Regions from separate parts of the Homo sapiens genome. Here region 1 is linked to region 2. Evidence: read pairs that join two places in POLR2A ChIA-PET (ENCODE). Cell type or tissue: Panc1. All regions are shown on one strand. Each heading gives the region's core, and the rest is flanking DNA. Links, peaks and the distances in the headings are about the cores only.

Region 1 (12,513 bases), core at 2,963-10,962, 290 kb before region 2:
CCTTCCCAGCTGCCTGAGAGGAAGCGATGACCTAGGCCAGGCTTTCCACAGCTATAAGCCCCGACTCCCCACTTCTAGTAGGTCACACAACAGTATCCTCACCAGCTTCCCGGGCCTACCCAAAATCAGCGTCAGCATCAAGACAAGTGGTTCTCCACTGGGTGCACCCAAGAGTCAACCAGGGAGCTTTAAATCTCCAGGGATAGGACCTGGGCTTCACATTATTTTTAGAAAGGCCCTGGGGGATTCTAACACAAAGCTAGGGACATATTCACCTAGGTCAGCTCTGTGCTACCTGATCTATCTGAGCAGGAAGCAGACAACTGGGCAGCTCTGACCCACACCCAAGGTCTCCCTGGAGAACTGGAGGAAGTACTAAGGTTGGTTCGGTGGGACATGGAGATACAACCCACAAAAAAGCAGGGGATCTACCTCACTGTTCAGCTCTCCAGGTTTGAAGGGACCAAGCTAAAGAAGGGCTTGGAGACAGGCAACTTTTTTTTTTCTTTGAGACGGAGTCTGGCTCTGTCGCCCAGGCTGGAGTGCAGTGGTGCGATCTCGGATCATTGCAAGCTCCTGTGCCTCCTGGGTTCACGCCATTCTCCTGCCTCAGCCTCCTGAGTAGCTGGGACTACAGGCGCCCACCACCATGTCCGGTTAATTTTTTTGTATTTTTAGTAGAGATGGGGTTTCACCGTGTTAGCCAGGATGGTCTCCATCTCCTGACCTCGTGATCCGCCCACCTCGGCCTCCGAAAGTGCTGGGATTACAGGCGTGAGCCACCGCGCCCGGCCGGGAAGACAGGCAACTCTTTTTTTTTTAGATGGAGTCTCACTCTGTTGCCCAGGCTGGAGTACAGTGGCGCAATCTCGGCTCACTGCAAACTCCGCCTCCTGGGTTCACACCATTCTCCTGCCTCAGCCTCCCAAGTAGCTGGGACTACAGGTACCCACTACCACGTCTGGCTAATTTTTTGTATTTTTAGTAGAGACGGGGTTTCACCATTTTAGCCAGGATGGTCTCAATCTCCTGACCTCATGATCCGCCTGCCTCGGCCTCCCAAAGTGCTGGGATTACAGGTGTGAGCCATGGCGCCCGGCCAGGGAACTCTTAACTGGGGACTAGTGAACCAACTGAACTCAAGAGTTGGTTTGTGGAGTAGGTGTGCATCTTTTTGGGGAGGGTGGGGAGGAGGGGAAGATTTTCTAACTGGTCCATCCCGCTAAATATTAAGAACTCTTGCCCTAGAATAATGTGCTGGGCCTCTCCCAAAAGAAAGTAGTATGCTTGGCTGTGGCTCTGTCTTCTTTGGCACATTATTTCAGAGCCCAAGAAGTACCTGGAAAGTACCAGAACAACCCCCTCACTGTCCAAATGGGGATCCTGAGGCCCGAGAGGGTCAGGCAGGACTGACCCAGGTCACAAGAGGTGTTAGTGGAGAGCTGGATCTACAACTCTTGGGTGTCTCATGTCTCACAACAAATGAATCATCCAGCAGGGCATCACCTCTCACACTGCCTGGTGAGCAGAAGAACCTGGGTACTCGTTCCCAGGCCCATACCCTCAGGATTCTGATTTAGTAGGTCTATGGGGGGCAGAAATCTGGATTGTAACAGTCACCTAACCCCAGTGATTCTGATGATGATGCAAGTTTGAGAAACACCAGGGAATGGGAAGGCCATAATAACCAGAGGAGAAACAAGAGTATGAACAGCTCCTTCTTTGAGGCAGGTCTCCAGGCCCAGAAAGTAGCACCTTCCTTTACAAATAAGGCAGGTGGGGTTCTACTTGAGGGTAGGAGTGAAACAGGAGGCACCTGCTTCTTAGTCTTAGAGCCCTCAGGTCTACTAGAAAACAGGCATTCAAGACTCTACCAGAATTTACCTCTGTGATCACTTCTCTTTCAAGTCATGCTTTGCTCCAGTCCTGGCAGGCTTCCTGCTGACTCTGGAACACACCATGGCCTTCCCTCATTCTAAGTTTTCCTTTCCTCTCCACCCATTTAAGTACCAGCTTGTTATTCTCACCATCTGATATGGGGCTATGGATAAAAACCTTGATTCATATATTCATTCATCATTCAATTCATTTCACAGCACTTCTCAACCCTGGCTAGGCATTACCACCAATATCCCACTGCAAACCATCTGGGAACGGGCCTCAGGTTATTTGTATAAAATGCAGCATGTCTTTCAAGGGCAATGTGGTGAGAACAAATATTTTATTTTATTTTTTTATTTTTTTTTTTTTGAGACGGAGTCTTGCTCTGTCGCCCAGGCTGGAGTGCAGTGGTACAATCTTGGCTCACTGCAAGCTCCGCCTCCCGGGTTGACACCATTCTCCTGCCTCAGCCTCCCGAGTAGCTAGGACTACAGGCACCCGCCACGACGCCCGGCTAATTTTTTTGTATTTTTAGTAGAGACGGGGTTTCACCGTGTTAGCCAGGATGGTCTCGATCTCCTGACCTCGTGATCCGCCTGCCTCGGCCTCCCAAAGTGCTGGGATTACAGGCTTGAGCCACCGCGCCTGGCCTGGAGAACAAATATTTTAATTGCATACACCTTTAAACTAGCAGTTCTGCAGAATCTGAGGAGTTCATCCTAGAGATGTTTAAAGGGTACTCATTACATCACTGTTTGTAAGATGAAGACCACATGTACCATGTGGAAGAGTCTATTGGTCAAGAGCTCTAAAGAACTCTGAAGTCAAATTTGAACTCTACCTCTTATCAATTGTGTGACCCACAGCAAGTCATTTAATATCTCCAGACCTACAGTCTCCTCTGTAAAATGGGGGAGTAACAGGGGAGTACAGAGTTGTTGTGAGGTGTAAATAAATACTTAACGAGAAACAGACGTATGTGCTGAATACGGAATGATCTTCAAATCATATTGGTAAGTGAAAAAACCAAACTGGTTAATATGCATGTTTGGCCATATGTATTAAGACAAAACAATGACAAAGTTGGAAGGAAAATATATATGCATTCATATATGCAGGGAATTTATCTCATAAAACATAAGGAAATGAGAACGTGAAGTCTGGAAGAAAAACCTCACTTTCACCTTTTGTACTATCTGATTTTACTGCAAGTTCTGAAAACAAAAGCAAAAACTAAAAGCACTGAAATTACTAAGTACTACTGGTGATTCTGATATACAGCTAAGAGTGGCACCCAGAGGTAATCCAACTGCCTGCTCAGGATGGGACAGTGGGGATGTGTGACGAAGCTGTGTAAGACACTGGCCTGCCCCACAGGAGCCCCCACTATAAAGGCAGAGTCATATCACAAACAGAACTCCTGCCTTTAGTGTTAGAGTGGTGGGGAGTGTGGCAGGGGTGAGAAATGGCTGAGCTCCGAGCCTGCTGCAGCTGAGCTGGGTTCTTATTGCTCTTTGTCTAGGACTAAGAACTTACTGCCAGACTAGGAACTAAGCTGATGTGACCCCTGGCCTGAGTAACCGTCTCCCGCTACAATCATGCTGCTTCTGTGACTTCCACACAAAAACTCAGTAAAATAAGGGTGACTGTTGCTAAGGCAGGTGGGCCTGGGGAGATGAGGGAGGCCAGGCAGCTGTGTGGCTCCCCAAAACCCAATCCTAGCAGTCCATGCTTGTTTCCTGACTTGTAAAATGGGGCTAATGACAGGACCTACCTCATGGGGTTGTTGTGAGGACTAAGTGAGTTATTGACAATTAACAACTGACAGTTATTGTTTACTACATGTCAGGCATGTAGGAAGCCACACGTGTTAATTCACTGAATCCTCACAACTACCCTAGAAGGTAGATATAATTATCATCTTTTTTCTTTCCTTTTCTTTTTTTTTTTTTACTGAGGTTACATACTTCTCAGGATATCATGTTGAATTTAAGATGAGGAAACTGGCTGGGTGCGGTGGCTCATGCCTGTAATCCCAGCACTTTGGGAGGCTGAGGTGGGCAGATCATGAGGTCAGGAGTTTGAGACCAGACTCACCAACATGGTGAAGCCCCGTCTCTACTAAACATACAAAAATTAGCCAGGCGTGGTGGCGCGCAGGAAAGTGAGGCACAGAGAGGTTAAGTTACTTGGTTATATGGCAAGTAACAGAACTGGGATTTAAACTTAGACAGTCTGACTTGAGAGCCACGTAAGAACACTGCTTTTTTTGTTTGTTTGTTTGAGATAGAGTTTCGCTCTCATAGCCCAGGCTGGAGTGCAATGGCACGATTTTGGCTCACTGCAACCTCCGCCTCCCGGGTTCAAGCGATTCTCTTGCCTCAGCCTCCCGAGTAGCTGGGATTACAGGCACCTGCCACCATGCCCAGCTAATTTTTGTACTTTTAATAGACACGGGGTTTTGCCACGTTAGCCAGGCTGGTCTCGAACTCCCGACCTCAGGTGATCTGCCTGCCTCAGCCTCCTAAAGTGCTGGGATTACAGGCGTGAGCCACTGCATCTGGCCAAGAACACTGCTTTTAAAGTTAATATACAAGTAAAGACAGTACTTGGCTTGCTGTAAAGGCTCAATATGAACTATTATTCTGAAGAAGAAGGTGCAAAGAGTTAGGGTGACTAATTTGGACAAACTGCATGGAGCCCCTTGATGCCCTTCCCAGCTAGCTTTCGGGTATCCACTACCCTCCCTCTTCTTTGGCCTCCATCTCTCCCATCTGTCACTGGGGCCAACAGCTCTCCATCCAGCCCTGTGGAGGCCCAGACAGCTAGAGTAGCTTCAGCAGTAGCCCCTGATTCTAGCCTGACTCCTGTCTACAACTGGGGCCTAAGGGACAGGTCTTAAGAGAAGCCTGGCTCACCCATCCCAATGCCAATCTCACAGGACACAGAGTGCCTAATAAGTACTTAGGGAACTGACAGGATGAACTGTATCTAAATTCAAAACTTTCTGGAAGCTGCTTATGCTTTAAGTCCAACCTACCTTTGAGGGTAAAGAATAGTATAGGATGACATGAATTTTGGAAGAGTTCTCAAATTCCCTCCTAGCCCTGATATCCTGAAGCTTAAGAAATTAATTACTGCTCACCTTCTATACGCCTTTCATAATGACTTTAGTCTGTTCCTTTCAGCAGCCCACATAAGCCACTCTACATGATCTTCCTGTTATGGGGAGTTTCCAGTTTGCATTGCCTTCTCCCATAAGTCCACCATACCATGCCTGAGGATTTATGGCAACACAGTCCCAGAAGACCCATGATGACAACTTAGAAGGTAAGGAACTCCCCACCCACCAAGCCTAGAACCCACGTTTTTTAGTCCCATTGTTGGGTTGACCTTCTTAGCCATGTGACATCTGTTCCAGGTCTCCCTCCTGCTGTGCTCCCATCTCTAAGGGTGGAAACTCACCAGCACTGTTGGCCTCCGACTCCAGCAGGTGGATGTCATTGCAGTCCGCCAGTGAGTGCTCCAGGCAGAGCTGCAGGAAGCGGGCCTGGGTACGGGTGACCCGTTTCAGAAGTGACAGGAGGGCCACTGTCTGCTCACACTCATTCCAGCCTTTGAACCAGCCAGCGAGGATGCCCACCTGGTCTCGGAACATCATGGTGCCGGGCCTGGGGCCAGGGTCGGGGGACGGCGGTGGCGAGGGCCAGCGCCGTCACATGGTCCCGGCTCTGGCCTCCTGTTACCTTTCCCCTGAGGGCCAGGGCTTAAGGACGTTTCTGGGCGTGGTGGCAACGGTTGTTGGGGGAGGAGGAAGCCTGCTCACATGGGGGGAGGTCTTGGTCCAGCCACGCCTCTCCAGTTTCCTGAAAAAGGAAGCAAAGGGGTCAAACAGAAAGAAGGGGCTGAAACTTGCCTGGTGAGTGTGGGTTGAGGGGGCATGAAGGCCTCATGCCTTTCTCTTTCAGGGTACTTGCTCTGCTGAGCTCCTGGAAGAAACATGAAGCCAACACCAGATATTAAAGCTACTTTCACCCAAATCTTCAGATCCAGAGAAAAGGCGTGACTGGGACTTAGATGCCTATCCCAGAGACCAAGGAGATGTTGGCCCTCACACCTGGCTGTCATAGTGTCAAAGGAAGCGGATTTAACACAGAAAATATATTGGAAAAATTTTTCAGAAGTGGGAAATAGTAGGCTGCAAATTATGAGAAAAGATATGAATTGATGGCGATCTGGCCCAAGGTGACATGACTAAGCACAGCACATCTCTGACCTTGCTGGTTTCTGGCCACCTTCTCTGAGAGCTGGGCAGTGTGACTCCTAACCTACTGATAGGACTCCAAGGGCTCTTTAAATTACTTCAAGCTAGACCCACAATGCTGGGTAGAGGATGGATGGTCGGGTAGTGACCCTGGTGGAGATCTCAGGTATGCAGCCAGCCATCTGATTAGTAACTGGCTGGGTATCTATCAGGTGTGGGCATGGACAAAGGGCTTTTCAAAGATCACCAACAGGCTGAGGGAATCTCACCCTCTCTAACCCAGCTTCCCTGACTCTGGAAAAGGCACAACTCTGATTTATCAGATTTTACCCATCTCTATTCTGAGGTGAATCGCTCCCTGCCCTCTTAATTCCCCTGAAGACTCCAAACCTAAACTCTCTGGTTGGGAAGTCCCCGACTTCCAGAGATGCCAGCTTGTCTCAGGCTCCTCCTGGAAGCAAAGAAAATGCCAACCTGAGGGGAAGGGGACAGATCAAAAGTCAAAAACTCACAAGCTACAAAGTGTCCAAATTCCCCTCTTAGGCAGGAACTAAAGAAAAGTTATTTCAACTGGGCAAACAACAGACCTATTTTTCAGGTGGTTGGTTTCTGGACACCACTCCGAAGGCTTTTTCTAAGTGTCTCGAGCTCCAGATCTCCACTCAACATTTCTTCCATCTGTCTCTCTTGCAACCAGTGCCCTTGGCTCTATCCTCAAACCACATTCAGCTCCATCCCCCTCTGGCTGCCAAAGGACTAAGGTTCCCCGGACTGAGAACTTCATACAAAGACCCATTGAACCTACTGGGCTCAGGTCTAAGGGAGCTACTCACATCTCTCTGAACTTCCGTGCGCTTGCTGAGGAGGGCTGTGGGGTGCATTAGGCAACAGCTGTGACTTGCCTCACAGATCCCCTGTGGGACCCCTAAACAGACTGAACTGGCCTGGTTGCCAATCCCTTTGGATGTAAGAAGCAGGAAAGGTATGAGGGAAAATGAAACCTTGCTCCAAGTTAAACAAGCGTCCAGCAATTTTTTTTAAAGGGGAAATCAGATGTCACCTCCCTGGCCTAAAATTCTCCAATGACTTCCCATTGCACTTAAATAAAATCTAAATAAGGTCAAGCATGGTGGCTCTCACCTGTAATCCCAGCACTTTGGGAGGCTAAGGCAGGTGGATCACTTGAGGTCAGGAGTTCAAGATCAGACTGGCCAAAGTGGCGAAATCCCGTCTCTACTAAAAATACAAAAATTAGCCGGGCGTGCTACTGCACGCCTGTAATCCCAGTGACTTGGGGGGCTGAGGGACGATAATCGCTTGAAGCTGGGAGGCGGAGGTTGCAGTGAGCTGAGATCATGCCACTGCACTCCAGCCTGGGTGACAGGGAAACTCTGCCTCAGAAAAAAAGAAAAAAAAATTTTAAACAAATTCCAAACATCTTATCTTGAACTACCGAGCCCTATAGGACTCCTGTGGCCACTCCAACCTCATCTTGTACCAAATTATTTCTTATTCAGTGGAACTGTCTTCCCCTAGAAGCTGGCTCCTGTCATTCAGGTCTCAGCTCATTGTCATTTCTTCAGAGAGAGCTTCCCTGACCATCCAATCTCAGGAGTTACTCCTCCAATTATATTAACACTATTTCATTCCTATATAATTTGGCACTCTCAGGTATCATCTTATTTGTTTCTCTCTACTGACCAAAACGCAAGCCATACAGTCAGCCAGTGCCTACAACAGTGCCTGGCACGTAGAAGGTGCTCAATATATATTTATTGAATAAATAAATAGCTATAGAAGGTGAATGTGGAAGCCACACTTGGGATTTCTATAGCCCTAGGGGGGAAGAAGATAGAAGGAACAGCTCATAGGATGGTAAAGGGATTTGAAAACCTTGTTTTAAGAAAAAAAAATTGAAGGCACTGAGATTTTCCTCTGGGGAAGAGAAGACTCAAGGGGAATGGCATAACTGACTTTGAATATCTGAAGAGGTAGCACGCAGAAAAGAAATTATATTTGTTCTTTTACTCTAGAGGAGAAAAGCAGGGTAGATGACTCCAAGGGAGTGACAACATGGGATAGAGGAAATGCTGAAAGTCAAGAAAATTCAGTTCTAGTCCTGCCCAAGCCACTGATTCACTTTGATCACGGAGCTAGTCTGTTCTCTTCTCTAGAATGTAGGATAAGGAGCGGGACTGGGTGAGACATGACAAATAGGTTTTACCTCACAGGCTAACTCCAATCGATTGGTAGTGGCTGCCTGGAGCACTGCGATGAGAAGAATCCTGAAGAAATGAATGGGAATATCCATTAATGGGGAATGATTAATAAACTGGGGCAGATCCCACATTGTATGATATAACGTATCTATTAAAAACATGCCTAATCTGGCCAGGTGTGGTGGCTCACTCCTATAATTCTAGCACTTTGGGAGGCTGAGGCAGGCAGATCACTTGAGGTCAGGAGTTTGAGACCAGCCTGGCCAACATGGCGAAACTCCATCTCTACTAAAAATATAAAAATTAGCCGGGTGTGGTGGCGGGCGCCTGTAGTCCGAGCTACTTGGGAAGCTGAGGCAGGAGAAACGCTTGAACCCGGGAGGTGGAGGCTGCAGTGAGCCGAGATTATGCCACTGCACTCCAGCCTGGGTGACAGAGCGGGATTCCATCTCAAAAAGAAAACAAGAAAACAAAAAAACAAAGCTATATACAATGTTTGATCTGTAACTACTTGGAGGGGTGTCCATAAGCTACACAGTAATATGTACAATATAATGCCATTTTTTAAATTAAAAAAAAGCCACATACAAAACCCCTTATATATCTTATATATGAATATTTATGTCTATATGTGTATAAATGTATAGAAGAATACACCCTCGGCTGCTAACACTATCTTGGAGAAACAGGGGGATTATTAACACTATCTTTATATAACTTTGTACTACTTCACTAGTTGCAAGTGAATACATATTACTTTTGTAATTTTTAAAAAAGAATTTAATTAAAAACAATTTTAAGGCAGCATACTTCCTGACTCAGTGAGAAAGAGTGCTGTGATTAATTATCAATGTTTGCCCTGGATGCAGGGTGGATGAGTGGTAGCTCACGCGCCTAAAAAAATCGGTTTTCCTTCCCAGCTCCAGCATTTTGTGGCTTTCAGTCCCAAAGAGGCAGCAGCTGCTTCAACATAAGGAAGAATTTTAAAATAACGCATCTGTCCAAGAATGGAACTGGCTGCCATGTGAGGAGGTAATAAGCTCCCTGGCTGCTGGAAGTGGTCAAGCGGAGGCTGGATGAACATCCCTCGGGAGTGGGAGGGATTCCTTCACTGGGTGGCAACTCATAAGATAGAAGGACATGTTACTATTTCAGAGGGAACATTTGTGACAGGAGGTTTGATATACCAACAGCATTTACAGCAAAAAAACGACCAAATCCACAAACAGACCAAAGTTGTGCACACTCTTTCCCATAAATTCTTTTACTGGGTTGTTACTTTTCCTAAGCAACAGCACTGTTCCCCCCCTCCACCCACCCAATAAGCTGCTGACTAAACATTAATCCAGCTTTTCCCCCCAGGCCAAACGATAGAAGCAAAGCTTTCGGACATAATAGGGTCTCAAACATGATGCTTACAAGGCCAGGCTTTGAACAAAGCAGGCCAACTGGGACTATGGTGAGTTGGAAAGTCCACACCCGGTCAAAAGGGAGAAGTCACTATCCACCTCTTATCAACTGCTACCATGAAGGAATGTGGGTCCAGTATTGTTACGTCTTAGGTTTTTTTTTTTTTTTTTTTCCCCTAAAGAGGAGCCAGATATCTGAATTTTAAAGTAAAATCCCCCCCTATTTTCAAATGTGGGAAACGAATCACATTGAAACAATAGTGAACAACTACACAGAAGAAGACATACCTGTGGTCCTTGGAACAGAAGAGCACAAACTAGAAAAAGACCAGAAGTCTGCTAACTATCCCTCCCTTGGGCCTCTCTGGTTTATACCTTCAAGCCACCCCACTGCTCAGGGAACATGACTGGTGGAGAAGATCTAGTGATGGAGGATGATTCTGACAGTCTTCAGTAAATACTGGAGGCTTTAGTGAAACAGTTACTTTTAAGATTTCACTGTTAAAAAAAAATCATCCCTGAAGGTAGGGTTCCTATGTCTTCTGGATGAGAGAAGGATGCTTTGTGTTCGGTCTAGATGTTAACTGGAGAGGACTGGATGGCCCTCTTCCATTAAAGGGCCAGAGGCCGCCTGCTACTTTCTATCCCATGTGCTTGGCTGAAGTGACAGAGGGAGACCTGGGTGAGGCATCTCACTGTGGCAGCATCTTACTGTATCCATTTCCATCTTCTAGTATCAACACCCTGGGTTCCCCTTGGAGAAGGAACTGTCTTTCTTGGCTCCAGAAGTGGACATGGGGTAAAGCCTGGCCAAGGATAGTCCTCTCTGGATTTTTGCTGGAACTACTAAGGAAAATAAGTTCTTGGTTAGGGTTGCTCAGATTACACATCGTCTCATGATGTCACCAGTTGCCACCTCTTCTATTTCACGGTGGAAGCCTGCTTCAGAATGAAACTAACAGATGACAGCAAAGTCAAGAGATGGGGGAGGGGGAAAGGGAGATCTGTTCACATGATTTAAAACCTAGATGCAGCTAGCCTGAAGCCTCCCCCTTGTGGCCCACTCTTTTCAGTTACATAGATGAATAAATTCGTTTTTGACTTAGGCCAGTTTGAGTTGGGTTTCAGTTAAAACTGAAAGAGCCTTGACAATTCCCATGCAAAACAGAATGCACTACTGGTCTGGTCTCTTTGTCCTCATGTGACCAAAAATGACTCCTTGCCTTTGAGGAAAAACACAAGAGGGGAGCCTCTATAACAGAAGTCTCTCCAACAGCCCAGCAATATTGCCACCATACTTGAAGAGGTCCAAGTGATCTTCTTGGGAAGCCCCTACCACCTCCAGAGGTGGGAAATGAGGTTAACAAAATGGCTAAGAGGGCTGGGTGCAGTGGCTCACGCCTGTAATCCCAGCACTCTGGGAGGCATGGGCGGGTGGATCGCTTGAGCTCAGGAGCTCGAGACCAGCCTGGGCAACACAGTGAAACCCCGTCTCTACAAAAATTACAAAAAAATTAGCCAGGCGTGGTGGCGTGCACCTGTAACCCCAGCTACTTGGGAGACTGAGGCGGGAGAATCACTTGAGCCCGGGAGGCAGAGGTTGCAGTGAGCCAAGATCGTGCCACTGCACTCCAGCCTGGGCAACAGAGTGAGACCCTGTCTCAAAAAACAAAAACAAAACAAAACAAAAGCCAAAGGTTCCAGATCAGCAGCCTGGGCAACATGGCAAAACCGTTTCTACAAAAAATCCAAAAATTAGCTGGGCGTGGTGGTGTGCACCTGCAGTCCCAGCTACTTTGGGAGGATCACTTGAGTTCTGGAGGTCGAGGCTTCAGTGAGCTGAGATCATGCCACTGCACTCCCACCTGGAGAAAGGCTGGGCACGGTGGCTCACGCCTGTAATCCCAGCACTTTGGGGGGCCGAGACGGGCGGATCACCTGAGGTCAGGAGTTCGAGACCAGCCTGGCCAACACGGTGAAACCCTGTCTCTACTAAAAATACAAAAAATCAGCTGGGCGTGGTGGCAGGCGCCTGTAATCCCAGCTACTCAGGAGGCTGAGGCAGCAGAATCGCTTCAACCTGGGAGGTGGAGGTTGCAGTGAGCTGAGATTGCGCCACTGCACTCCAGCCTGGGGGACTGGAGACTTTGTCTCAAAACAAAAACAAAAACAAAAACAAAAAAATGCTGAGATGTTCCAGGACAAACTGCCCTCTGGGCTTCTTCTCTGGCCCCAAACAGTGAGAAAAGGCCCATATGCCCATAAACAGTGCCTCTGGAGTCCAGCTCTCTTCATTCAGAAGCAGGATGGTGGAGTTAGTCAGACCTGGCTTAAATCCTGGCTCTCCTGTTATACTTACTTGCTGTATTGACTATGACAAGTAACTCTGTTTCTTCCTCAATGAAGCTTGTTAGAAGAATTAAATGAAACAATGTATTTAAAAATACCGCGCATGATGCTTTTTTCCTCCTCTATACTTCATTTCAATAGCAAGCATGATGCTTAGCATGTCTTCATACATCATACATTGTCAGGCCCTTTGCCAACAGCTTTCCACAGATAAGCACATTTGATCCCCAAAACTCTATTTCAAAAATATATAACATACATATATGAATATATTATCATTTTACAGATGGAGCAACTGAGGCACAGAGAAGTTAAGTCACTTTGCCCAAGACTGTACACCAAGCTGAGATTTTCAAGGCCAGGCAGTCTGGCTTCAGAGCTCTTGCTTGCT
Region 2 (12,513 bases), core at 2,100-10,099:
TCTGGACTTGTTGCCCTCTAACCTTTTCTATTTTATTTTTATATAATATAAATAAATAAATAATTTGTATATTATATAATTATAGAAATATGTAGAAATAATTTTTATATAATAGAAATATTATATATTTATTTTTATATAATATTTTTATGTCTATATTAGAGAAAGGGTCTCTGTCTGTCACCCAGGCTAGAGTGCAGTGGCATGATCATGGCTCACTGCAGCCTCGAGCTCCTGGGTTGAAGTGATCCTCTTGCCACGGCCTCCCCAGTAGCTGGGATCACAGGCACACAACACCATACCCGGCCTGCCCTCAGACTGTGGTGCCCTGCTGCCATGCTGGGACCTCCTTTACTGCCATCCTGAGGTGCCTCTTCACTTCTCTCCTATGTCAGGTCCCCTGTGTCCTGGATCTCAGTGCTCCCCTTTTTCTTGGTGGTGCTCTCATTTCAGTTGAGTGCATCCTGAAGCTTTTCTTCTTTTTTTTTTTGTGAGATGGAGTCTTGCTCTGTCGCCCAGGCTGGAGTGCAGTGGCGCGATCTCGGCTCACTGCAACCTCCGCCTCCCAGGTTTAAGCGATTCTCCTGCCTCAGCCTCCCGAGTAGCTGGTATCACAGGCACACACCACCATGCCCAAATAATTTTTGTATTTTTAGGAGAGATGGGGTTTCACCATGTCGGTCAGGCTGGTCTCGAACTTCTGACCTCGTGATCCACGCGCCTCAGCCTCCCAAAGTGCTGGGATTACAGGCGTGAGCCACCGTGCCTGGCCATCCTGGAGCTTCTTGAGCAAGGTCATGGGAGGTAAACGTTTCAGACTTTACACGTCTGAAAATGTCTTCAAACTCTCCTCTGACTTGATTGATAGTTGACTGGCCACAGAATTCAGGGACCAAACTCCATTTGTTTCAGAATTTTAAAGGCATTTTTCTCTCATCTTGTTTGCAGTATTGTTCTTGAGAAGTCTGAGGTTTTTGTTGTTGTTGTTTGTTTGTTTGTTGATGATAGTGGCAAAGGAGAGAGTTGTGAGGCCAGGGTTGGTGACAGAGAAGGTGGTACACGGAGGGGGAGGCACAAAAGAGGTTGATGGGAGGGGAGGAAAGGTGCAGCAGGGTCCACTGGCTGTTCACAGTGGCCATTTGCACATTTGCACCTTCTATAACAGCACCCTCAGGTTTTTTTCTCTCTTTTTTTTTTTTTTTTTTTTTGAGACAGAGTCTCGCTCTGTTGCCCAGGCTGGAGTGCAGTGGTGCCATCTTGGCTCACTGTAACCTCTGCCTCCTGGGTTCAAGTGATTCTCCTGCCTCAGCCTCCCAAGTAGCTGGGATTACTGGTGCCCAAAAAAAAGAAACAGAGGCTGGGGGTGGTGGCTCATGTCTGTAATCCCAGTACTTTGGGAGGCTGAGGTGGGTGGATCACCTGAGGTCGGGAGTTTGAGACCAGCCTGACCAACATGGAGAAACTCCATCTCTACTAAAAATACAAAATTAGCTGGGTGTGGTGGCACATGCCTGTAATCCCAGTGAGAGGTGAAGCCAGCTGGACTTCCTGGGTCGAGTGGGGACTTGGAGTACTTTTCTGTCTAGCTAAACGATTGTAAACGCACCAATCAGCGCTCTGTGTCTAGTTAAAGGATTGTAAATGCACCAATCAGCACTCTGTAAAAACACACCAATCAGCACTCTGTGTCTAGCTAAAGGATTGTAAACGCACCAATCAGCACTCTATAAAATGGACCAATCAGCACTCTGCAAAATGGACCAATCAGCACTCTGTAAAATGGACAAATCAGCAGGATGTGGGCGGGGCCAAATAAGGGAATAAAAGCTGGCCACTGGAGCCAGCAGTGGCAACCTGCTCTGGTCCTTTTCCACACAGTGGAGGCTTTGTTCTCTGGCTCTTCACAATAAATCTTGCTGCTGCTCATTCTTTGGGTCCACACTACCTTTAAGAGCTGTAACACTCACTGTGAAGGCCTGCGGTTTTACTCCTGAAGTCAGTGAGACCATGAGCCCACCGGAAGGAACTCCAGACACATGTGAACATCTGAAGGAACAAACTTCAGACACACCGTCTTAAAGAGCTGTAACACTCACCCCGAAGGAAGGTCCATGGCTTCATTCTTGAAGTCAGCAAGACCAAGAACCCATCAGAAGGAATAAATTGCGGACATGCCAGCTACTCAGGAGGCTGAGGCAGGAGAATCACTTGAACCCTGGAGGCAGAGGTTGCAGTGAGCTGAGATCGTGTCATTGCACTCTAGCCTGGGCAACAAGAGCGAAACTCCATCTCAAAAAAAAAAGAATATTAAAATGGGAAGATGATCCTGGATAATCCATGTAGGCTCCAAATGCAATCACAAATATTCTTATAATACGAGGCCCTCAGCCGGGAGTGGTGGCGGGTGCCTGTAATCCCAGCTACCTGGGAGGCTGAGGCAGGAGAATCTTTTTAACCCAGGAGGTGGAAGTTGCAGTGAGCCGAGATTGGCCACTGCACTCCAGCCTGGGTGACAAGAGTAAGACTGTCTCAAAAAAAAAAAAAGAAAGAAAAGAAAATAAGAATTGAGGCTGGGTGCGGTGGCTCATGCCTGTAATCCCAGCAGTTTGAGAGGCTGAGGTGGGCGGATCACTTGAGGTCAGGAGTTTGAGACCAGCCTGGCCAACACGGTGAAACCCCATCTCTACTAAAAATACAAAAATTAGCCAGGTGTGGTGGCACATGCCTGTAGTCCCAGCTACAGAGGAGACTGAGGCAGCAGAATCGCTTGAACCCAGGAGGCCAAGGTTGCAGTGAGCTGAGATTGTACCACTGCACTCCAGCCTGGACAGAGAGGGTGACAGAGAGGGACTTCATCTCAAAAAAAAAAAAAAAAAAGAATTGAACTTTGGATTTGGCACCATGGAAGTCACTGATGACCTTGACAAGCTGTTGGATTTGTTTTTCATCACTGCACGTTATGCTCTAGGTACCGTGGCCGATATAGTCTAGGTGCTATCACCACCAATCTCATGTTGAATTGCAATTTCCAACATTGGAGGTGGAGCCTGGTGGGAGGTGATTGGATCATGGGGTGGATCCTTCATGAATGGGTGAGCACCATCCCCTTGGTAGTGAGTGAGTTCTCAAGAGATCTGGTCATTTAAAAGTGTGTGGCAGCCGGGCATGGTGGCTCACACCTGTAATCCCAGCACTTTGGGAGGCCGAGGCGGGTGAATCACGAGGTCAGGAGATCGAGACCATCCTGGCTAACATGGTGAAACCCCGTCTCTACTAAAAATACAAAAAATTAGCCAGGCGCGGTGGCAGGCGCCTGTAGTCCCAGCTACTCGGGAGGCTGAGGCAGGAGAATGGCGTGAACCCGGGAGGTGGAGCTTGCAGTGAGCTGAGATCGCACCACTGCACTCCAGCTTGGGTGACAGAGCGAGACTCCGTCTCAGAAAAAAAAAAAAAAAAAAAGACGGTCTCGCTCTGTTGCCCAGGCTGGAATGCAGTGGTGCGATCTCGGCTCACTGCAACCTCTGCCTCCTGAGTTCAAGCGATTCTCCTGTCTCAGCCTCCCGAGTAGCTGGGATTACAGACCCCCACCACCACGCCCGACTAATTTTTGTATTTTTAGTGGAGACAGGGTTTCATTATGTTGGCCAGGCTGGTCTCGAACTCCTGACCTCAAGTGATCCACTCACCTCAGCCTCCCAAAGTGCTGGAGTTACAGGCGTGAGCCACGGCGCCCGGACTTAAGAGCCATTCTTATTTCCTTTTCTATGAACTATTTGTTCACATTCTCTGTGTATTTTTTCCCCTGATGAGATTGTTCCTTTTCTTATTCATTTGTGGGAAATCTATTAAAATTAGCCCTTTGCATGTGATGCAATTTGGAAGTATTTTTCCAGGTTTGTCATGTTAATTCTGGATTGATCAAATATAGACATCATTATGAACGATGAGCATTCAGCTCTCACCCCAACACTCTTTTTATTCCCCATCCCTGTGATTTCTGTTATTAGAACTCACTCTACCACGTTTAATCCTCTTTCAAACACAAGCTTCTGACTGTCAGTCTTCTCGGATAAAATCATGATGATCTAATCATATCTCAGACATTGCTGCAAAAGAGGTAAGAGATCTATGTTTGAAAGTCTGGCAAGTACCATTTTAGTTTTTTCAATGTTTTTGACTACAGTTCAAAATAAGACATGTACTTATATCACAACCTAGCACACATGCATATATGTATATCTATTACATAATTAAAGTTTACAAAACTTGGCCAGTTGCGGTGGCTCACGCCTGTAATCCCAGGACTTTGGGAGGCCAAGGCAGGTGGATCACTTGAGGTCAGGGGTTCAAGACCTGCCTGGCCAACATGGTGAAACCCCGTCTCTACTAAAAGTACAAAAAAATTTAGCCGGGCATGGTGGCACGCATCTGTAATCCCAGCTACTCGGGAGGGTGAGGTGGGAGAATTGCTTGAACCCAGGAGGCGGAGGTTGCAGTGAGCTGAGATCATGCCACTGCACTCCAGCCTGGGTGACAGAGTGAGACTCTGTCTCAAAAAAAAAAAAGTTTTATATAACTTGTGCAAGACTCACAATGTGGGCAGTGCCAGCCTCTAATCTCTTCTGTTTTTGCTTTTGTTTTTAAATGCTGGTCTAAATCCACTTAATTGATTTCAAGGCCTTAGCAGATCTCTATCTGCTTTCTAGAACAAGTCTATGTTTTTTGTTAATTTTGAGACAGGGTCTTGCTCTGTTGCCCAGGCTGGAGTGCAGTGGCAAGATCTTGGCTCACTGCAACCTCTGCTTCCCGAGTTCAAGCGCTTCTTGTGTCTTAGCTTCCCAGACAGCTGGGATTACAGGCACCCGCCACCACGCCTGGCTAATTTTGTATTTTTAGTACAGGTGGGGTTTCTCCATGTTGGCCAGGCTGGTCTGGTCTTGAACTCCTGACCTCAGGTGATCCACCCACCTTGCCCTCCCAAAGTGCTGGGATTACAGGCCTGAGCCACCATGCTTGGCCAAATCTATACTTTTAAAGTTTCTATGCAGATATTTTAAAATTTGTTTTATTCCACTCGAGTGAGGTATAATTTACATTATAATTACGGTAAAACGCGCCCACTTTAAGTGTGCAGTTGGATGAGTTTTGACAATTGTACACCACCTCAATCAAGGCAGAGAACATTTCTCTCCAGAACATTCCTTTGTGCCCTTTTGCAGTCAATCCTCTTACCGCCCGCCCCCCACCCCCAGGGGTAACGGCTGTTTTGATTTTTAGCATAGATTAGTGTTATAATAAATATTTTATATGCTCCCTTTACCACCCTGAAATAAAGTTTATGGATAATATAACCCACCCACATACAAAATAAAATTTTTAATCAAGATAATGTCCTTATTATAATGAAGAAAGAATAAGCGGAAAGTAATTTATAGTAAAATGTTCAAAAAGCTCAGACTTAACTAAGCTATAAAACATAATAAAGGGTTAGGGGTGTGCCAGGGGCAGAAGCTTTGTGAATGCCAGCTGGAGAGCCACAAATAAAGACAGACACAGCTTTGTGACTCTGGCACCAAATGGTGAACAATGAACACACATTCCTGGTTCTACCCAGTAGTTGCATTCCTGAAAAATTTAAAACTGTTTACGGGCCCGGTGCGGTGGCTCATGCCTGTAATCACAACAGTTTGGGAGGCTGAGTTGGGAGGATCGCTTGAGCCCAGGAGTTTGAGATTACAGTGAGCCATGATCACACCACTGCACTCCAGCCTGGGTGATGGAGCGAGACCCTGTCTCTAACAACGACGACAACAAACCTGGTTATGAGTATAATGGAGTTCCATGTTGGGCTTAGGTAATTTTGTTTTTTTGTTTTGAGACAGGGTCTCGCCCTGTCACCCAGGCTGGAGTGCAGTGGCATGATCATGGCTCACTGTAATCTCAAACTCCTGGGCTCAAGTGATCCTCCCACCGTGGCCTCCCAAAGTGCTGGGATTACAGTCATGAGTCACTGCGTCCGCCCCAGGGCATATTTATTTATTTATTTATTCTTTCTTTCTTTTCTTTTCTTTTTTTTTGACAGAGTCTCACTCTGTTGCCCAGGCTGGAGTACAGTGGCTCGATCTCAGCTCACTGCAACCTCAATCTCCCTGGATCAAGAGATTCTCCTGCCTCAGCCTCCCAAAATGCTGGGATTACACATGTGAGCCACCACGCCTGGCCTGGGCACATTTCTTCCTTTTTTTTTTTGAAACAGAGTCACTCTGCCACCCAGGCTGGAGTGCAGTGGTGCGATCTCGGCTCACTGCAACCTCCACCTCCTGGGTTCAAGTGATTCTCCTGCCTCAGCCTTCCAAGTAGCTGGGAGTGCAGGCGCCCGCTACCATGCCTGGCTAATTTTTTTTTTTTTTTTTTTTGTATTTTTAGTAGAGACGGGGTTTCACTATGTTGGTCAGGCTGGTCTCAAACTCATGTCCTCAAATGATCTGCCCACCTCGGCCTCAAAAGTGCTGGGATTACAAGCGTGAGCCACCACGCTGGGCCTCTCAGGTATTTCTTTATAGCAATACGAGAACAGACAAATACAGGTAGCTTGTCTGATATTACACAGCTTGTAACTGGTCCAGGTCTCTCCCAGTCCGCAGTTTCACCGAAGGCTCCGTACTCTGCCCAAGGCTCCATACTCCGCCCATCCTCAGCATTAAAACACACAGGTGTTTCTGCTGAAGCAGGAGCCGCTTCAGCAGAGATTTCCTAAAAGCCTCAGTTTATTTTAAATCACTGCAAGTGTAGCCTTTTTAAAATTTTTTTAGACGGAGTTTTGCTCTTCCCAGGCTAGAGTGCAATGGCGCGATCTGGGCTCACTGCAACCTCCGCCTCCCAGGTTCAAGCGATTCTCCTGCCTCAGCCTCCCGAGTAGCTGGGATTACAGGCATGCGCCTCCATGCCCGGCTAATTTTGTATTTTTAGTGACGGGGTTTCTCCATGTTGGTCAGGCTGGTCTCGAACTCCTGACCTCAGGTGATCTGCCCCCTTCAGCCTCCCAAAGTGCTGGGATTACAGGCGTGAGCCACCACGCCGGGCCAAGTGTAGCCTTTTTAAAGGCTCCCAGTGGAGAGACATCGCTGCTTGGTGACAACCGTCAGCCCTCATGTTGTCGGCTGAGTGCCCTGCTCTGTGCATTTGAAAAGCAAACCCAAGAAAGAAGAGCGAGTCTCACCCCCAGGCCAGACAAACTGGGGACCGTCGCCAGGGGGAAAAAAAATAGTGCAGGGTTTCTCTAAAACCAAGCTACCCAAACTTCAGTGGCTCACATACCACTTGAGATTTTTTTGTCCTATTCAAGGACTACTTAAACTCTTATTTACTTAATTTCTTTAAATAATGTTTAGGCTTAATTCATTTTGAAGGCAACATTGTATCACTACTATAAAGAGAAAACCAAAATCATTTAATACTTTTTCAAAGAAAATACAGGGCTGGGCGTGGTGGCTCACGACTGTAATCCCAGCACTTTGGGAGGTTGAGGCGAGTGGATCACCTGAGGTCTGGAGTTCGAGACCAGCCTGGCCAACATGGTGAAAGCCCATCTCTACTAAAAATACAAAAAATTAGCCGGCATGGTGGCGGGCGCCTGTAATCCCAGCTATTCAGGAGGCTGAGGCAGGAGAATCTCTTGAACCCAGAGGCAGAGGTTGCAGTGAGCTGAGATCGAGCTATTGCTCTCCAGCCTGGGCAACAAGAGTGAAACTCTGTCTCAAAAAAAAAAAAAAAAAAAAAAAACACCCAGGCGCCTGTACACCCAGAGCTGGGCTGGGTGTAGTGGCTCATGCCTGTAATTCCAGCATGTTGGAAGGCCAAGGCAGGAGGATTGATGGAAGCCAGGAGTTCAAGACCAGCCTGGGTAACATAGCAAGACCCCATCACTACAAAAAAAAAAAATGTTTTTTAATTAGCTGGGCACTGTGGCGTGTGCCTGTAGTCCAAGCTACTTGGGAGGCTGAGGTGGGAGGATCACTTGAGCCCAGGAGGCCGAGGCTACAGTGAGCCAAGATTGCACCACTGCACTCAAGCTTGGGTGACAGTGTGAGACCCTATCTCTAAAAAAGAAAAAAAGAAAACACAGAGCTATTCACATAACAAATGTTTTGTGTACCACCTAAATGTGTCAAATCTCACTAGCATATTCCACTCTTTGGGAAATGCTGTCCTAAGTGGAAATTAGTGACAATTTCCAGAGAGATCTCAGCATCTTTGAACAAGCAACATCTTGGAGTCACCTGTCAATCAGACCACTGGGCTCAGCTTCCCAGAGATCTGTAGCATGGGGTAGGGAAAGAGGCCTTGTTGGAGAGAATACTGGCTTAGGGGGCTCAGGAGTGGGAGACAGGCCTGAAAAAACACTAGTAAAGATAGCCCATGTTCAGAAGTCTCAGAAACCCCCCAGTGCTTTCAGGAGAACATTTCACACACACACACACACACACACACACACACACACACACACACTCCACATATGAATGCTTTGGGCTGCAAGTAACAGGAAACCCACAGAAGATGTGTAGTCTGTCCAGATGCTCACTGATGTCATTGGCATCCTGGGTTCCCGTTTCTCTGCTCTGCAATCTCTATCTAGTTTTATCTTCATCCTGAAGATAAGGTTGTAAGTGAAAGGCTGCCAACACCACTGCAACACGCTTTCTTGTTTGAGTTCAGCAGAGGCAAGGGAGAGAGAAAGACAGAATGAGAGAGAGAGAGAAGCTGTCTTTCTGCGGGACTCCCTCAAGAGAGCGGAGGGAGCTGTGGGGTGTTTGAGGGGAATTAACAGTAATGATACTGATCAACAGTCACATGCTACTTTCTGTGCTACAAGCACTGCTCTTAGCCTTCCCATGTGCCCTATTACACCAACTCTAAGGTGCTCTGTGCATAAGAGCCATCTTAGAAAGAAAAAAATAAAGCAGCCAGGTGCAGTGGCTCACACCTGCAATCCCAACACTTTGGGAGGCCGAGGCAGGTGGATCACCTGAGGCCAGGAGTTTGAGACCACCCTGACCAACATGGTGAAACCCTGTCTCTACTAAAAAGACAAAAATTAGCTGGGCATGGTGGCAGACACCTGTAATCTCAGCTACTCAGGAGACTGAGGCGGGAGGATTACTTGAACCCGGAAGGCGGAGGTTGCAGTGAGCCGAGATCGTGCCACTGCACTCTAGCCTGGGCGACAGAGGAAGACTCTATCTAAAAAAAAAATAAAAATAAAAATAAAAAAGGCCAGGCGCAGTGGCTCACGCCTGTAATCCCAACACTTTGAGAGGCGGAGGCAGGTGGATCACCTGAGGTCAGGAGTTCGAGACCAGCCTGACCAACATGGAGAAACCCCATCTTTACTAAAAATACAAAATTAGCCGGGCGTGGTGGCACATGCCTGTAATCCCAGCTACTCAGGAGGCTGAGGCAGGAAAATTGCTTGAACCCAGGAGGCAGAGGCTGCAGTGAGCCAAGATTGCGCCACTGTACTGCAGCCTGGGCAACAAGAGTGAGACTCCATCTCAAAAAAAAAAAAAAAAAAGGAAGCAAAAAAGACCACTGTTGATTAAACCACAACAGATCATCTATTTTAACACCCATCCCAATTCCGTGGATCCATGAAATACCCCATACTAGCTCATTTGGTCCTCTCCACAACCCTATGAGATAGGTAGCATTATCATCCCCATTTTATACAGGGGGAAACTGAGGTCAGAAAGACTGAGTGGCATGCTCAAAGTCCCCCCAGTGAGCCAGAGGTGGAGCCAGGATTTGAACTCGGGCAGTCTGGCAGCAGAGCCCTGACTCTTATCTGCTCTCCACACTGCCTCTCTGCTTCCAGTCTGATTTTGGAGAAGTAGACCCAGGAATCACACAGACAGCTAGAAATATCCGCCTATTGGCATATGAAAAGGGGCTCAACATCGCTGATCATTAGAGAGATGCAAATCAAAACTACAGTGAGATATATCATCTCACCCCAATTAAAGTGCCTTATATCCAAAAGACAGGCAATAACAAATGCTGGCAATGATGTGAAGAAAAGGGAACCCTCGTACATTGTTGGTGGGAATGTAAATTAGTACAACCACCGTGGAGAACAGTTTGGAGGTTCCTCAAAAAACTAAAAATTGAGGCTGGGCGCAGTGGCGCACACCTGTAATCCCAACACTTTGGGAGGCCAAAGCAGGTGGATCCCTTGAGGTCAGGAGTTCAAGACCAGCCTGGCCAATGTGGTGAAACCCCGTCTCTACTAAAAATACAAAAATTAGCCAGGCGTCATGGTGCATGCCTGTCATCCCAGCTACTCAGGAGGCTGAGGCAGAAGAATCAGTTGAACCTGGGAGGCAGAGGTTGCAGTGAGCAAGATCACACCACTGCACTTGAGCCTGAGGGACAGAGCTAGACTCTGTCTCAAAAAAAAAAAAAAAAACAAAACACCTAAAAATTTGAGCTACCATATGATCCAGCAATCCCACTGCTGGGTATATACCCCATAGAATGGAAATCAGTGTATCTGTTAAGGAAATATCTACACTGACATGTGTATTGCAGCACTGCTCACAGTAGCCAAAATTTGGAAGCAACCTAAGTGTCCATCAGCAGATGAATGGATAAGGAAAATGTACATATGCACAGTGGAGTACTATTTAGCCATAAAAAAGAATGAGATCTAGTCATTTGTAACAACATGAATGGAACTGGAGACCATTATGTTAAGTGAAATAAACCAGGTTCAGAAAGACAAACATCACATGTTCTCACTTATTTGTGGGAGTTAAAAATCAAAACAATTGAACTCATGGACATAGAGAGGCTGGGAAGGATAGTGGAGGTTGGGGGGAGGAGAGGATGGTTAGTGGGTATAAAAAAATAGAAATAATGAATAAGACCTACTATTTGATCACACAACAGGGCGCCTATAGTCAATAATAACTCGCCTATTTAAAGATAACTGAAAGAGTATAATTGGATTGTTTGTAACACAAAGGATAAATGCTTGAGGGGATGGATGCCCCATTCTCCAGGATGTGATTATTATACATTCCATGCTTGTATCAAAACATTTCATTTACCCCATAAATAAGTACACCTACAAAAATTAAAAATTAAAAAAATATATATCAGCCTGTTGGTAAAGGCTTAGCTGGGTGGCCGCAGCGGGCTTCCCAACACCCCCAAATTGAACTTACCATCTAAAATGGAGGCTCCTTGGCCAGGTGCAGTGGCTCATGCCTGTAATCCCAACACTTTGGGAGGCCACGATGGGCCGATCACCTGAGGCCAGGAGTTCAAGACCAGCCTGGCCAACATGGTGAAACCACGTCTCTACTAAAAATACAAAAACATGTGCTGTGTCCACTCAGGGTTAAATGGATTAAGGGCGGTGCAAGATGTGCTTTGTTAAACAGATGCTTGAAGGCAGCATGCTCGTTAAGAGTCATCACCAATCCCTAATCTCAAGTAATCAGGGACACAAACACTGCGGAAGGCCGCAGGGTCCTCTGCCTAGGAAAACCAGAGACCTTTGTTCACTTGTTTATCTGCTGACCTTCCCTCCACTATTGTCCCATGACCCTGCCAAATCCCCCTCTGTGAGAAACACCCAAGAATTATCAATAAAAAAATAAATTAAAAAAAAATAATAATAAAAAACAAAAAAAAATAAAAATAAAAATACAAAAAAAAAAAAAATTAGCAAGTCATGTTGGCGCACGCCTGTAATCCCAGCTACTTGGGAGGGAGGCTGAAGAAGGAGAATCGCTTAAGCCCAGAAGGCAGAGGTTGCAGTGAGCCAAGATCTCGCCACTGCACTCCAGCCTGGGTGACAGAGCAAGACTCCATCTCTAAATAAATACATAAATAATGGCGGCTCCTCTCTAGCTGGTTTATAGGCACAAGAATAAGTTCCACTAAACCATGGGTCCTCCCCCACCGTCACCCCCAGGGAAGGCATGAGGGACAGAGACAAACTGCAGCTGTTCTTCCTCCACTTGTCCTTCCTGGAGAGTGCAATAAAAACACCTCCTTTATTTGGTAACATAAGGAATGAGAAAACCCCTTTCAAAGACACGCCAAAGAAGAGATCAACTGCCTTAGTAAACAGATCTACACGTAATGTAGACCGCCAGTTAGGGATGAAGTTAGAATCTCACCACATGATGGATTCCTGTGTCTTCACCTTCGACCAGTACTGGGATCCTTTCAAGAGTGTCATCAGCACCTTCACAGATAGCTCTGCAAAATGGCGGCTAACCTATGGCTCCATTGTCAAGTCAACAGCCCACACTATTTCCCAATGTAAGATTTCACCGTGGTCAGCTGGCCTCATGACTTACATTCCTAAAGGAAATGCATTATCTGACCATTTACTTCCTTCTTTTGTGGCTTTCAGTCCACACCTCTGAAGTCTTGGGGTGTAGCCATCATCTAACTTGTAGGTGTCCTCCCTCATTCCTTCTTCCATGTCATTCTGGAAACCAC

The links. Peaks named below come from ENCODE experiments on the same cell type or tissue, not always from the same donor. Only the 100,000 strongest peaks of a DNase experiment are listed, where the experiment ranks them.
Region 1: POLR2A ChIA-PET joins it to region 2 with 6 read pairs; 2 of 35 experiments call an interaction of 5 or more read pairs at or near these places.

The regions. Positions count from the first base shown.
Region 1 is chr19:39,349,923-39,362,435 of GRCh38, reverse strand. SAMD4B (sterile alpha motif domain containing 4B) reads right to left here. Exons shown (of 14, transcript NM_001384574.2): 2 at 8,370-8,430; 3 at 5,347-5,747. The coding sequence starts at 5,542. Among named protein-coding and RNA genes, the nearest start is that of SAMD4B, 14 kb to the right of the region's middle. In Panc1, for the core only: no CTCF peak of the experiment used is centred there; no DNase peak of the experiment used is centred there.
Region 2 is chr19:39,057,692-39,070,204 of GRCh38, reverse strand. No RefSeq gene overlaps it. Among named protein-coding and RNA genes, the nearest start is that of ACP7, 20 kb to the left of the region's middle. RefSeq lists an enhancer at 11,199-11,700. In Panc1, for the core only: no CTCF peak of the experiment used is centred there; no DNase peak of the experiment used is centred there; H3K27ac peaks cover 1,732 bases.